Regions from separate parts of the Mus musculus genome. Here region 2 is linked to region 1. A link is a loop called in an ENCODE intact Hi-C map of the cell type or tissue named here. Cell type or tissue: left cerebral cortex. All regions are shown on one strand. Each heading gives the region's core, and the rest is flanking DNA. Links, peaks and the distances in the headings are about the cores only. Region 1 has its middle 14 kb from the start of Tafa1. Region 2 has its middle 69 kb from the start of Tafa1.

What was found. A loop is a pair of places that touch in the nucleus more often than their neighbours do. Peaks named below come from ENCODE experiments on the same cell type or tissue, not always from the same donor. Only the 100,000 strongest peaks of a DNase experiment are listed, where the experiment ranks them.
Region 2: it touches region 1 in a loop (8-fold over the local background); 2 of 42 quality-filtered maps call a loop at or near these places.

What each region holds. Positions count from the first base shown.
Region 1 is chr6:96,094,556-96,102,898 of GRCm38, reverse strand. It overlaps 2900060L22Rik. Among named protein-coding and RNA genes, the nearest start is that of Tafa1, 14 kb to the left of the region's middle. In left cerebral cortex, for the core only: no CTCF peak of the experiment used is centred there; DNase peaks (open chromatin) are centred at 4,480, 4,896 and 6,428; H3K27ac peaks cover 348 bases.
Region 2 is chr6:96,039,777-96,048,119 of GRCm38, reverse strand. It overlaps 2900060L22Rik. Among named protein-coding and RNA genes, the nearest start is that of Tafa1, 69 kb to the left of the region's middle. In left cerebral cortex, for the core only: no CTCF peak of the experiment used is centred there; DNase peaks (open chromatin) are centred at 3,575 and 3,802.

The DNA.
Region 1 (8,343 bases), core at 116-8,115:
CATGACTACCTGAGTTCAGTCCCTCAGAATCTATGTAAGCTGGCCACGGGTGCATGCACTTATACACCCAGTGCCACAGAGAAGATAGATGGACCATGGACCAAGCACTATAACCTCCATGGTAAGTTCCATGTTAATGAGAGATCTGGTTTCAAGAAAGAAAGAGGAAGAGGGAGAGGAGGGTATTGATAGTACTTCAAAATGATATCTGAGGTTGTTCTGTGGCCTACACACATACACACACACTCACACCACTGTTGCTAGAAAATGTTCTCTTTCTATACTGGTGAATGTGGGACCCAATACCGCACTAGTTGTTAAGCTCTTGAAATGTGGCTAGTACAGCTATGGAAGTCAATTTTAAATTCTATTTAATTTCATTTTAAATTTATATCTAATTTTATTTTAAATTTATTTCAACTTAGCCATGTTCAGCTAGTGGCTACTGTAACAGAAAGCATTGCTCTGGCACTCACCATCAAGGTCAGAGAAAATAAGATCTGTGCCACTGAGTAGCTGGCAAGAAGTTAGAAGGAAGATAGCAGTTGTTATAGCTTAAATGTCCTCACCAAAGCTTGTGTTGAAATAAAGTCCCCATTTGGATATATTGAGAGTTAGAATCAGGTAGGAACTATAAGAGCTTCTGCCTCCACGAATGGGTTAATCCATCCCATGGACCAATGTGTTAGTGCACTATCTTGACAGTAGGTTGTTACAAACCCAGTCTGTCTCTTGTATGTACCCCTTTCATGATGTAATAGTCTCTGACCTCTAACAGATTTGCAGATTTCCCACTAGCAAGAAGAGCTTCACAGATATAGTACCTTGACCTTGAATCAAACAGCCTCCAGAATGAGACATGCTGATTAAACCTTTATTCTTTATAAATTACCCAGTCTACTGTGTTCAGTTATAGGAGCAGCAAGTAGACAAAGACATCAATCTTCTGAGATGCTAATGACACAAAAGAAGGATGTAGGCTGTATACGATGGTTGCCATTTGCAGGAAAAAAAGAGAGAGGAAAAAATAAACACTGAAACAATCCAAACAAGAAAAGAGTAAAGATGTATGGTTTCTTAGTGTTTGACAGGCCACAAGTGAGCTTGTGTCCAGGTGAGTTTGCTTCTACAATTCCATTGTACCATTGAAGGCCTAGCTGTTGCCTTTCTAATTTTCTCTTTGCCTTTCAGGATATCTGTTCCAAGACAATCTTCTCATCATAGATGTGGCAGGACAGCTAACAGGTGTCTGGGCTCTGTGCATCCTCATCTATGATGTGAGTTTTGAGTGAGACCAACTATGACAGATAATCCCAGGTAATTCACCAGCTTCCAGTTTGCTGCCTGCTATTGTTGGCATAGCTTGTGTTTTCCTCGACCTTGCTGGTGGAGAGTAGAGCTGTGCTTTTCAAAAAAGCCACCATTAGTTGGCCTTGGCACTTAAATCTATACAGGTGATGGCACCTGTGAGCTCTGCCACATGAGCAAGGACATCTCCTTTTTAACTTATATTTAAAAAAAAAAAATCACTTCATGTCTCTTGAGCCTAGTTTGAGTCAGTATGCCTCCTTGGACTGCTCTCTGGACCAAGAGGAAAGATCACAGTGCTAGGCTTAGAGATAAATAATGTCCCACCCCCACCCTAAGCTAAGAGAGAGAGAGAGAGAGAGAGAGAGAGAGAGAGAGAGAGAATAAGGGAGGTGGCACATGGGAGACATTAGAATAACAATGAGAAATGGGAACAGATATTGAAGAGATGATCCATTTATGATCAAAACTGTACTTTTTTACAGTTTTATATACTTATAATTTTCCTACTTACAAAAATACATAGTCATGTTTTCCTCTCTTTGCTATCTCATGTTAGAATTTTTTTTTAGTTTTACTGTGATATTTGTGTACATATATATGATGAATCTCCCCCAACTGCTCTCCCCCATACAGCCTCCCCCCTACTTGTTGGTGCTGTTCCTGCCCCTAAGTAGTCTTTTTTTTTTCCTGAGTTCATGTCGCACATGCACATCAATTTAGAAAGGTAGAAAACTCAAGATCTAAATAGAGAATTTGAAGTCATCTCTGATGCACCACCACAAGGTTTGCAGCACTCACATGCAAGTGTGCATGTACCTAGCACTTCTCTGAGCATACATATCCATTGGATTTCTTACTTTTCTAAATACTGAACTGTCAACATTTTCTGTACTGAGCCAAGTATGGTGACTCCTTCCTAGAATACTAGCACTTGGGCGCAAAGGCAAGAGGATACTATCAATCCTAGGGTCGGCCTGAAATATGTAGTAGTGTGTCAGGCGTACACAGTGAGACCCTTTCTTGACAAAAGTAAGAAACACTTCAAATATGTCTTGCAATTTTCACCCCCTCTGGATATTACATTTTCCAAATCAGTAATTCTCCCTTCAATGGTGTCTTTATCAACATAAAATACTTTTCTTTTTCTGAATAGTCCATATATGTTGGTCATCTCTAATGTGGTTGCTCCTATTTTGGTGAGATAGAGCCCAAAAAGGACAATGTTTCTCTATGGGATCCTACCTGGTAGGAAAGACTCCATCTCCTTTTCCTTCTAGGGAAGCAATCCTCTTAACTTTTCTTAACTCCCTGTGTTCGTGTAAGTTTTATTTTAAAATTTCTAAGTTTTCTTTCGATATTAATATGTCTGATTAACTATTCTCTTTGGTCTGGTTTTCATTTCAATTCTAGGAACTAAGGAATTTCCAGTAATAGGACAATTTTTGTAAAATGTGTATTTTAGCCAAGGTCTCATACCTGCTAGAGAAACACACCTCTGCTGACCCCCACTACCAGCACCTTCCCTGAGTCTTCTTCCTTTTGCTTCTCTGTTGTTGACCTGGTCAGTAAGACAGTATGACAGAAATGACCAAATTGCTCTGGAGCCCGACTACACTGTTCTCAGCTCCACCTGGGTGGGTGTACCTTCTGAGGCTATGCACAGGATCACTGGAAGATGCTTATCAGCAGGGCTGATGTACTGTTAGCTTTGATCAAGTTTTTTGTTTGTTTGTTTTGTTTTGTTTTACTTATTTTTATACTGTAAGATTTTTTTCCTCAGACTTTTAAGATGTTTTCATACTTCCTTTGCAAATTCAACTGTATTTGAAACATCCACAAGAGCCCCCTCCTCTATTCATCCATTGCCCCATCCACTTTACGGGTTTTAACTCAAATTCTCTAGACTTGGTACTGGTAGATCATTTCCCATGGAGTCTCACCTGGCTCCCCACTCTACCTAGCCTCTGATCCTTTCTATCCCTGAGAGTCAGTGTTGCTTCCGTTTGCAGTAGTGTCTACTGCTCTGTGTCCTGAGTCTGCTGCTCAAATCCATACCATCCGGGAAAGCTCAGTGGCTTTCAGCCCGTCAAATGTATCACATTCTTCTTGATTCGAAGCTTTTATCCATTCTCTTGCCTTTCTATCATCCTGTTCTTTACCCACATTGGTTTTGCGCACCCTGGGTACAGACTTTCTCTGATGCCATCACTCCTTGCATTACCTTCCCAAAATGCACAGTGTATAATGATGTCTGAGGTAGGATCCTATTTGTTTTGAGACAATTATCCTATTGGGTAGCACTGACTGGTTTGAATCTCCCTGTCCCTGCCTCCTAGATGTTGGGAGTGTAGGAAGTGCCACCAAGCACAGTTATACTTGATTATTTTAAAAATCAAAGATCTTGGGCTGGAGAGATAGTTCAGTGGTTAAGAGCATTGACTGCACTTCCAGTGGTCCTGAGTTCAATTCCCAGCACCCACATGATGGCTTACAACATCTGTTATGGGATCCCCTGCCCTCTTCTGGTGCGTCTGAAGACAGCTACAGCGTACTCACATACAAAAATAAACAAATCTTTAAAAACAAAATACCCACAAACTGTGTGATCTAGAATGAAATGACATTCATTCATATTCACAATCTAATATCATTTTCTTCCTCCCTAACCATCTGCTGCTCATCACTGTCCATTCACCCTTTCCTTCTGCCATTAATTTATTTAAGTACCCATTCATTCAGCAATCTACAGAGACCTGAACTCAAGAACTCATGAAAAGATGGTAGATCATCCCACCCAGGTTCTTTACCTCAAATGCTTTCCAAATTCAGGGCTTTGGTAAAATCTGAAAGCCCCCTGTTCTGATCATTACTGTTTGTTTGCTGTCTGGCAAGATACCTGGTCCATAGTGGGTACTCAATCAATATTTATAGAAAATATGAATAAATGAATGTGTGAATGAATGAACAAACTCTGTCACTTCTCACTTATTCATGTTTGAGATGTTTTATAAATTCTTAGCAAGATGTTAAGTGAGTGGTTGGCAGTGGGCTGAGCGGGAGGAGGCTGGGAAGAGATTCAGATGATGTGTCTGTGTGAGCATGGGTGTCTGTGTGGGATGCTGAGACTCAGCGTGCCTAAAAGGGCCTCTCTCACCACATCCCAGCACCAGAAGGAAGTGCTCTTCGCCTCCTTTCTCGTTTTCTCTTTCCTATCCTTTCATTTCTTTCTTCTCACACAACATATTGACAGTGGGCCTCCTTCCCCACTCTTGGTCTCCACCCTCACATACAGCGTTTTTTATACTGTAATGGAGAATGTGTGGCACTTGTAATGGTGCCAGTTCAGACAAGAGAACCTAGCCGTTACTAGTTTAGAGCAAAGGGAAAGAGTATTGTAAAAGGAAGTCGAGGAAACCTTGGGCTCTGTTCAAAAGGAAGAAATGCCCCTACTTATATTCCTTAAGCCAGAGGTTTGGCAGTGAATCCCAGTAAGGGATGATGTATTTATGCATCCATGCCCCGAGACCCTACCCCGAGATCCATCAAATTAGCATCTCTGGATGATAGACTCTGGCAATGGTATTTTTCACAGTTCCCTAGTTAGTTCCAATATGCAGCCAAGTTTGAAAACCACTGTGCTAAAACAAAAACTTATTTTGGTAGATTTTGTGTCACTATGGCAACACCAGAAATACCTGCAATTTCTTAATTAGTTGCCAACTAAAAAATACATTTGCTATGTTTAACAGATGTAAGGTTAGTCCAATGTAGGTATATTTACTGAGTGCTTACTATGTGCTTTGTATGGTAATAGCTATCATATGAAACTTTTACTTCATTGTCATGGTTACACACACACACACAAACACCCTAGCTCTTATTTAAATTCACAGAGTAGATGAAGAGTAAGTGTTCCAAGGAGTGTCTATCAGATTTCAATGTTGCTTGCTCTAAATATATCTCTTGTCTTGGTTTTCACTCATGTTAATCCAACTTCTCTGTTGAGCTGGCTGTAATTTTAGTAGTCTTTCCTATGATACACAGAAGATCCATTTCCTGGTCATCATTAGAGGTGGGAAGCAAAGTCATTTTGGGCCAGCCAAGGTATGTGAACATCTTTTGGAAAGTTGCCTTTCTCTCACCCAAGACATAATTTTCCCTTTGTATCCAAACATGAGAGGCATGTCACTACCATGTCACCAACAGTCCTTTCGAAGGAGGGCTTAAGGTGAGAACAATACTAGGAAATGACAATGAATACATGAGGTAGGAAAGTCCTTTGTTTAGGAAAACCAAGCCCAGTGCACACTCGGCCCCAGATTCTCTTTACTAGAGATTAAGGCGGTTAGACTTGGGATATTGATCCTCACCTTCTCTTGTGGTTGGACACCAAACTGCCTATTCTGGCTGGCCCATGAGCTTCCAGGGATTCTCAGGTCTCCGCCTTCCAACTCACTGCAGGAGTGCTAAAGATGACAGATGCGTGACATCACATCTGGCTTTATGTGGATTCCAAACATTTAAACTCTGGTACTTGCATCTGTACAACAATCTCTTTACGCACTGAAGCATCTTTTCAGCCCCTGAACGCTCATTTTAATAATAAATTAGGATCCAAACGTCTGAAGTGATTTATGCCAGGCAACACAGTTTACCTGTCCTGCATTACGTAAAGCTGGGCTTTGCTCTCAGGACTTTCTCCTGCCTCCCCATTGCTCCTCCCACCAAGCTCTAGAATCATCTTCATTGAGAATATTTGCCATACTTTTCCCATGTGCTAAGTAAGTTGTAATGACCATAGTCTTTGAAATGCCTTAGATTTCCTTGGAAGAAACTCTCTAGAAATATATTCTCAGTCCTCTTTCAAAAGACGTACCCCAAACCTATGGATACAATTTGATTTTCAGATGTAGGCATCATGAAATAATATGTAAAGCTGTTGAAAATACAGATCACACAGCTCACCCCCAACCAAGAAAAACATTAAAAATTCTACCCAGCTCAGCTGCTTCGGTACACTTTTACACTACACATGATGTTGCTGAATATATAAAATACTTGGAACTAAATTTAAAACTGCCCCCCCTCCCCTTGATTAACCAGATTGTCCCCTCCCCTATATATAGGAACGCTATGTGCCTGAGCCCACTTGCCATCTGTCATCATATTTTCCAAACTTCTCTTCCACCCCCTCCTCTTACACAATTTTATCACATAAAAATATTAGATTTCAGGGATTTGTATAATTTCATGAAATTTTCTGAGCCAAGTGACAATGGAGGAAGGGCTGGTATATGAAATTGCCCAACGTGTATCCACAGCAATCATGATACCCTCTAGCAGAACTTGCGTGGCCAAGAATAGCAAGTCAGTTTTCCCCCAGTGTAACATTTCCTATTAGTAAAATTTTCGAGTATTTCCCACATTACAAAGTAGAATTCAGATAATTTTCAGAGGTTTCTGACTCTTATAGCATTATAATGCTTTATTACCCTTGGAGATGTTTAGTGACTTTTCCTACATCATTGGGAGAATGTTCACAAGTCAACTAGAGATTGGTCACTTTGTGTGCCCTTTCATGGTTGGAGATACGAGTTTTACCCAGATAAATACATGCTGCCTCTAAGCCTAGATCCTTCTACTGGAGACCTAAGAGTCTACCTTGGAAGCTTCATTTCTGTTTCTCACAGGCAACCATGAGACGTTCCATCCAATACTTCTGTTCCTGAGCCCCAGGAAATCAATGAGAAGTGTTGATGGAGGTTAGCTCTTAAGTATAAAACTTAAGGTGAATGGTTCTCTTACAAAGTTCTCTCCTATCTCTCTGTAAGCTTTTTGAAGAGTTTTGTAATGAGTATCCTAACATGACTACTAAGCAGCCTACTCCCTCCCCTCTGTCTCTGGGTTAGTGCTCAAAGCCCATTGACCACAGTGCTCTAAAATAGTCATGATTGAAGGGAAAGTCACATGACTCATGCTTGTCCAATTAGGAATTTCCATGTACTGTCACCAGATAATGGTCCAAATGTGCAAACAAGACCAAAGAATTCCCTTAAGGAGAGTCCAATTGAATTTCTGAGGCTACTAGTAGCTTTGTTTGTTTTTTATGTAAATATCTATCTATGATTGCTGAAAATATTAGCAGACCCACAGGTAAAGGAAAAAACTAGAATAGGCACCACAATGGTTACCACACAGTTTGCTGCCCCCTGCAGTGCTCTTAGGAAACCTGTTTTCTTTTACACACATACACACAGAGCCAGGGAGAGAGAGAGGGAGGGAGAGAGAGGGAGAGAGAGAGAGAGAGAGAGAGAGAGAGAGAGAGAGAGAGAGAGAGAGAGAGAGAGAGAGAGAAGTGGAGGATATAGGAGGTTTTTTTATGTGTACATATATGGTTTGTGTACCATGTGTGTGTAATGCCCACAATAGCCAGAAGAAGGCATTGGCTCCTTGGAATAAGAGTTATGGGTGGTTGTGAATTGCCTAGTATAGGTACTGGGAATCAAAACTTAGTTCCATGGAATAGCAGCAAGTGTCCTTAACCACTGACCCATCTCTCCATCCCCAAGATTTGGGTTAAGAAAGGAGTTTACATACTTCTTGTTAGCTATAACAAATCCTATAGCCTGCCTAACCAAGAACTGGAGGAATATGCTTAGAAGGAAAAAAGTTGGAAATAATTAGACAATATCCTGAATAGTCACCCAAAGGATTATTATTGGGTCTCAGGATTCACAGGAGGAAGTACAGTGTGAAAGGATAGCAGGCACCCTGAGAGCCTGTCACTCCGAAGTCTAAGTTGAATCAAAGTGAGCATGACTCTAAATACCAAGCTCCTTTATGTCCTACCATGGTGATATCCTTCCTAATCAGCTTTGCATTGGATCAAATGGCATGCCATGGTTGAATGGAATTCTAGGTTCCATGAGAGAGGACCAAGTAAGAGATTTAATACCTTTAGATTTGGTGAGCTGGGAAGTGAGAATCCACTTTGCCTTCTTAATAAAATACATTTGCATAATATTACAGTGC
Region 2 (8,343 bases), core at 27-8,026, 55 kb after region 1:
TTTATAGCCATACTTCTACTGGCATCAAAGACTAGTACTGTCTCCCAATAACTTCTCTCACATGTCTTATACATTCATAATTTGTTAGAACAAATTGCTAGAATGCTATTATTGATGGTAAATCACAATTTCCAAGCTAGATACTGATGAAAATTTCAATTGTGCAAAAATTAGATTCACTGAACAGACTATAATTTAAGAGATATTTTATGTTCTGAAATGGTAAAGGAGCATTTGAATACACAGACTGTATTCTTTGAGCCAAGCACTAAGCAAACAAAGCCACATGTCTTCCACACAGAATTATGTCAGAGGATGACACACAGAGTGCTTTGGAAAATTTTTCTAACTTTAATTGGACCTTGAACATTCTTAAAAAAGGAAGCCAAGCCACTTGGTACAATAGAAAAAAATATTTGGCATAAAAACTATTTTAAGTTAAGGAAGGCACATAGGTTAGGTATTTCTAATGGCAATAAAAATTATAAGAGAAAAGAAGTAAAGAATAAACCCAAACCAGCTGCCATCATTTAATTTGAGTTATAATTATTTTGTGTTCTGAAGGTGAATTTGGAATAACTTTGTTAAGAACAGAACAGCATCTTACTATCATCAACAGGAGTTTATTTTAATAATCACTTTATTTGGGTTCTTAACCTGAGAGTCTGAGATTACATATCCTTGGGAAATGTAAAGGAAGCTTCAATCATTGCAATGTCTAAGAAGAGAAGTGGGTGCCCTGAAGTTAAAAAGTATAAAGCATAGAGGTCTAAGAACTTTAATATACTTCTGATATGAGCTGGCAGACATTTGTGAACCCAAAAGATATACAATCTATGCTCTCCAATCTCTAGTCCTAGATATGGTCACGGTAGGAGTATCTGCAGGAGTGTATAGGTAGGTAGCATGTGTGTAGGAGAACAGATTAGAGTGCTCATAGCAAAGCTATTTGTAGCAGCATCTCATTGGGAGCTACCCAAAGGCTCATCCCAATAGAATGAGTTACTAGTGGTACTCAATTGCAATGACACACAGTCTCATAGGTCAGTCTTTGAACTGGATGCTAAATCAAAGATGTCCAACATATAATACACATACACACACAGACACGCACACACACACACACACACACACACATCATACTTCCATATATACCATACATACATGTATACCATACACACGTATACCATAAACACACACGCACGCACACACAACTACAAATAATAATTAATCTGGGGATAAAGAGCCTGATATGGAGGGACCTTACTCCTAAGTAAGGTGCTTGCTTATACATGGGTAAGGTCCATTTTGGCTCAGTTAGATAAGATAGTCTGATCTCTCCACTTTTCTGTACCCAGTTCTCCTCATAGTACATTTCAATAAAATTTTAACATCAAAATTATAGAAAACACAATGCAAAACCCACTCTCACAAAATATCATGGCAGTAGTATTGTCATCACAATGTCTTTTTTCATGTTTAACTAATCCACCTGAAGATTACAAAATAAATATTTTATATCTCACTTTAGCAGTATGCTTTACTAAAGACACATTTAAACCATCAGAGAATACAATGTTATTAACTAAATTTGAATCCTAATGTGTTTCACAGTCACAATTTGGATCTTAAAATAAAAAATAATGAAAGTCAAACCTATCCTTTAAAAAAATGTCTAATAATGAATTACACCTCAGAGTCTACACAACATAAATAGTTTCTCCTGTGGTTCTAATAGGTGTGGCTTTTTCTGGTTGATTGAAATAAAGGAGCTGACCTGCACTTAGAGCCCTGTTATGAAAAGGAAACAAAAATATCAGCATCTAGTAGCCTTGAAAGCTGTCATTCATGAACTGAGAAAACAGCAAGCCACGGTACCTGTCCTCATTCATTTCTGTGATAAAAATACCCTGACAAAAAGCAACTTATGAAGTAAAGTTATCAATCTAGGTCAGAGTGCACCATTGCAGGGAAATCATGGAATTTAGAGCTTGAGAAAGCTTGCCACATCTCACAATCAAGAACAGAGATAATCAAAGCTTTCTCTCACTCGTACACTTTTTAGAGCCCAGTCTAGGGTATGTTGTCACCAGTGGTGGGCTGGATCTTCCTATATCAATTAACAATCAGGACCATTTCCCACAACCTTGTGTATAAACTGAACTGATCTAGATAATTTCTCAAGAATCTCTTCCCAAGTGATTCTAGGTTGTTTTAGGTTGACAGTTGAAATTGACCATCACAGTATCCAAATCAGAGTCCTTATATGACAGGTAATATACACTATGCTGGATGCATTGCCCATGTTATTTACTTCCTTTTAATTCTTATCCTATCTTTGACACACAAGTAGCATACCTATAGCTTACTTTGAAAAAATGAATCCCAAATATAATGGGACCTTCTTTCATAAAAGTTCTATGGGTCTGGGAACAATGGGAGGCCCTAGGTCCTGTGAAGGCCCCAGTATAGGAAAATGCCAGGAATGGGAGTGGGTGGGTAGGGGAGCAGGGGGAGTGGGGAGAGGATAGGGGATTTTCAGAGGGAAAACTGGGAAAGGGGATAACATTTGAAACGTAAATAAAGTATCTAATAAAAAAATAAATCCTTAAAAAAAAAAAAAGGCCCAAGGGTCAAGAGACTTGAACTTCAATTTCACTCACAAACTCTTGGAGGCTTTTAAAAGTATTGATTGTATTAGCTATATCAGCCCCTCCCCTTTTGAGGAATGCCTTAAGTTAGGAATCATTTTACATCCAAAAAAAAAAAAAAAAAAACCAAAAAAAACAACAAAAAAAACCCTTAGACCCAAGAACACAATGCTGAGAAAAACACTATGCTTTCAAAATGTTAGTAAGTATGCTCTACAGATCCAGAGCCCAGAGAATCTGTTCATTCAGGAATTGATACTGCCAATAGAAGTTTGGTGTTCCAGGATCAAAGGTTAAACTCATACAGAGCTCTTGCCTTGGTATCCTGCAAAGAATCACTCATAGTATCATGATGGCACTTTGCCAAATTAGCCTTAAAAATTATTTCCCAGGGGCTGGGGGGACAATCCAGTGGTTAAGAGCATATATTGATCTCTGAGACGATCCAAATTCAGTTCCCACAAATGTGCACACATCACTTTCAGCATTCAGTACAGGATGCGGGGGGGGGGGGGGCGGGAGGGCTGGAGTCAAAGGTAGGATTCCAAAATTTCCAGACATGATTTCAGTGACTTATGTATCAAACAAATACAGCTTTGGGCTGGTAACTTTCTATTTCAGGTTTCTTTCTCCTTCTTATGACTTTAGCTAAGTCTTCAAGATATGGATCCTATAACAATCGTAACAAGTTATTATAAGAAATTGAATCTGCAGTTCTTTTTTAAATAATCAGATTAAATTCAGGGTACATTTCCTATCATAAGAATTTCAAAGTGCTTAAAATCTGGGACAGATTTTTTTTCTGAGCTGTTACAGGAACTAATGTGGGAGGAAGAAAGAGAGGAGGCAGCGGAAGTGGAGGAAAAGGAGGAAAAAGAGGCAGAGGAGGAAGAGGGGGTGGAGGAGAATTACGGAGGGAGGCAGTGAAGAAAGATGCTCAGAAAAACCATGTTCCCACAAAGAAGCAATTCTATTAAGGAGTTTGGCTTGCTAAGGAACTAGATACATTTTTATCTGGACTTTAACTTGGAAGATGACAGTGTTTTCTTACACACAAAGCAGCGAATTTTCTTAGAATACCAACAAGTGGGATTCAGAGAATTATGTTCTGAGGACACAATGATCACTTCAAAAATAAACAAAAAACTTTTGGTTTATTTCTCACTGGAAAAGAGCCCACAAAACACGGAGCTTTTTTCAAAAGAGAAACCTGATGGAGAAGCTCCATCTAAGGGAGCATGAAGCCCAGCATCCGGGGAGGTGGGAGTAGGAAACTGTTCACGCGATTTTTTCTCCTTTATTATATTTTCTCTTCCTGATAATTTTGGGAATAGCATCATGTCCCAAATTCATCCAGCTAACTGTTAATGTGCTGAACTTCCTGTTCCTGTGTGGCAGGAATCCATCAATCCTTCATCTTTTCATTATTAATTCTTTTCCTCAATATAGGTCACTTGAGTCTAAATTACTCAGTTACAGATAAAATATAGCTCTCCACTGGTGGGACATATTTTTATCCCAACATTCAAAGAGTTGCCTTTTCCTCGTGTCAAGTGTTAATGGGGTGACGTTCCTAACTCTTCGGGAGGACATCATAATTTAGAGCTCTATGCTCCCTTTGGGAATTAGACAGAACTTCCATGAACATAAAAAGAGAATTATGTGACTTAGAGGAGGCAAGATCACACCCTTTAGCTTAATCTAATGATGCAAATTGAAACATCTACACAATGTGGACGTCTCCTCTGAAACCAGACCACCACATATGGAAAAATCATTATAACACTCACAACTGTTGCCTACACCCCAAAGTGTGCAGGACAAATTAGAATAAGCCCTCCATTCCAATAGTATGCTGGAACCTCAGGGACCTCCCTCAGTTTTTATTGTACTTATGACTTTTATTTCTTCTGTGGTGCTGGTGACTGAACTCCAGGTCTCAAACAAACTAGCTAGGCAAGTGCTCTGACACTGAACTATCCTGTACCCCTGTTCTTTATTCCAACTAACAGTTTCCTTTACTTTTAATAAGGAAAATCCACTTTATCAGAGTATCAAGGTCCTTAAGTGATAAACACACTATAATTGAATTTATGGTTACTTACAAAAGGGCCCTATAAAGCATCTACCTCTAAACCTGACCTGACTATATTACCACACATATGGATTATTTTTATCCATTTTTCAAGATTTATATGTAAGTTATACATCTATCAGGTATTGAGCAAAGACCACAGCATTAAACAATGCTGATGCAAATTAATTAATATAAATTACTGAACATCAAGTGCTTATTCAAGTGGCATATTGTAGATAATATTCACAATTTTTAACATTTAATAATTGATATTTTCCTACTAGTATGTTATATAAATTTTTAAATGCTCTTTATCCATATCATCTGTAAGAAGTGAATAACACCAAACACAGTCCACAGTTAAATGTGTAAAGTTGCTTAAGCACTGTGTAACAAATGGTTCATCCAGACCTAGAAACTTTTTTTGAACTGGGTGATAGATCAACCAGGAAAGTGGTTGCAGTCTCTTAGAACTTATGTTATGTATGAAAGAAAGAAAGAAAGAAAGAAAGAAAGAAAGAAAGAAAGAAAGAAAGAAAGAAGGGAGGGAAGGATGGAGGGAGGGGAGAAGGGAGGGAAGGATGGAGGGAGGGGAGGAAGGGAGGTAGGGAGGGATGGAGGGAGGGAGGGAGGAAGGGAGGGAGGGAGGGAGAAAGGGAGGGAGGGAGGGAGGGAGGGAGGGAGGAAGAAAGAAAGAAAACAAGGAAGGAAGAAAACAAGCAAGCAAGCAATAGCTGGGATAATGGCACACACATGGAATCCCAGTCCTAGTGCCCAACAGGTAGAAACAGGTTGATCCCTTGGTCTTCCTGGCCTGCCAGCCCAAACTGCTCCAAGCTAGTGAGAAACTTTAGTGGTTCAGAGTAGTTATCTGAGAGCCCAGGGAGGGGGCGATAGCTCTGCAGTCAAAAGCACCTGCTGCTCAATTATGAAGAGCAGGGTTCAGATCCCAGTCCATGTAACAAGCTGAGCATTCCACAAATGCCTCTAACTTAAATAGCTCTGAGGGATTCAGAGATCTGGTACCTTTCCCAGGCCCAGGTAAACACACCTCTGTCTATACTCACACACACATACGCACATAAATACCATAATTATTTAAAGATGACACAAAACAAGGTGAGCCAGTGTCTGAGGAATTGGAAAGCCAGGGTTGATCTTTGCCACCACATGCATGCATACCTTTGTACACGTGCATGAGTGACCCTCCCCCCACCACACACACACACACACACACACACACACACACACACAGAGAGAGAGAGAGAGAGAGAGAGAGAGAGAGAGAGAGAGTGAGAGAGTGAGAGAGAGAGAGAGAGAAAGAGAGAAATTTTTTCTTTAAGTAAATCCATATGTGAGGTGCTACTGGGGGTGAGGTTAAATAAGGTTCCAGATGGTAATCAGAGGCATTGAAATGCACAAAGGTCACCAGTGAATATATTTTCTTCTTAGGATGCATGCACACTGATGACGTACTCTTATTTTAGGCATTATTTCAGCAAAGTCATTTCATTTCCTGGAACATCACAAACTATAAAGAGGAGAATAACAGTGGAAGTTCACTTTTAACAAGAAGGAATATCTAACACTGGAGGGAGGGACCAGAAATAACAGACCGTTTGATAAAAGTATTCAAAGGTGCTAGCCCTCCTTTTGATCAGTAAGCATGCCTCGCCTCATCCTTACTCTCCATGCGGAAAAAAAAAAAATCAGAAACACAACCCCAGCTATCATACACACAGGCTTCAAATCCTACTCAGAAAGCTATTGCCAATGGCAATGAAAGCTATTATTTATTGCACAGAAGTTTCCGTTCTGACTAAACTTGTTATTGTTAAGGTTCTGTCCAAAGAAGAGACAGCTATACTTAGCTAAGCAAGGCTCCCTTGAGGACTTTGAAGCCCCAGTGTGATATGGGAAAGCTGGTACTTTTCATGCTTTACCTATGAACTATGCTAAACTGATCTCACTGACACACACTTGGCCCTCTTCTAGGAAAGCTACCACTTAATGAAGATTATGGACTTGGAATGAATAACCTTGTTGTACATGTTAGTGGAACCCCTGATCCATTTGATTTTTAAAAATTTATTCATCAATAATTAATGACTAGTACTAGAAATTCTGGCCACATATGTCTCAGATACCCCTCTTTCTCCATCTAAACACATTTTCAACAAGGAAAGAGTGATAGTAATAAGAGCTAAGGGTCAAATATTGTGGCTTTGTTTGGGTCTAGAGAGACGACTCCAGATCAGAAGTGCTTGAACTGAATTCAGATTCCAGCACCCATATCAGGTAGCCCACATATTCCTTTAACTCCAGCTCCAAGAGATTTTGTGACTTCTGGTCTCTGTAAGAACACACACTCAGAAACACACACACACATAAATAAATAAATAAATAAATAAATAAATAAATAAATAAATAAATAATAAAGAGAGCCGGGCGTGGTGGCACATACCTTTAATCCCAGCACTCAGGAGGCAGAGGCAGGTGGATTTGTAAGTTGAAGGCCAACCTGGTCTACGAAGCGAGTTTCAGGACAGCTAAGGCTATACAGAGAAACCCTGTCTCGAAAAACCAATAATAACAACAACAACAACAACAATAATAATAATAATAATAATAATAATGAAATATTACTTCACTTAGTCATTGATTAACCAAACAGCTATAATTATCAGCCTTATTTTAGAGAAAATGAACAGAGAGATTCAGAAACTTGTGGCAAAACCGAATTCTTAGAGGAAACAAGGTTATCTGCATGCTCTCGGATACAATTGTTTTAATTTTACTTACTTTACATATACAGATGTTTTGCTTGCATGTATGTGTACCATGTGCATTCAATGCCTATAGAGTCTCTGATCCCTTAGGACTTCAGTTGCAGAGTGTTGTGAGCTGCATTGACACATGGTTGCTGAGAATCAAACCCACGTCCTCTGGAAGAACAGCCAGTGCTTATAACCAATGGGCTTGTAACCAGCTCAGAGACAATTTTTAAAGCGTCCATAAGTAAAATTCTGTCATCATCATGGGTTCCCAGTACCCTAGATTAAGAGTCATCACCACAGGGTAACCAAATTTACATAAATATTTAAGTCATCCCCCAAACTGTCAAAGTTTAGATACAAAGGAATCCATTGTCTTGGATGCCAGAAATTTCTGATCATTATATGTGCAGTAGCCTAAGAGTATTTTTTTTTAAAGCTGAGTTTCTCACAATATTCAAAATTGTCTATCAGAGTAGAATCAAAATTTAAATCTCCAATAAATAAGAAAATAAAGTCAGCCACAGCTTAAAATAGTTTTGTGCATAAAGAATATTGGTTGCCTAAAACTAGTGTTTCAGACAGAAAGTTTTTGTTCATAAATGGCAGAAACTCAATTATAATAGTATTAGCCATAAGGATGCTAAGAAGATGAAGCACAGGTCCATCTTTTCCCAGATGCACAGGGCATTGGGCTCTCCTAGCTTTGCCCTCCCTTCCCTGCTATAAGGACTTTTCCTTGGGTTGATGCTTCCATAAACACAGAAGAGAGCAAGATTCTCAACATTCACCTTTATTGTTAAGCAGCTTTCTTGTATCTCTTCCTTTATTGTCAAAGAAT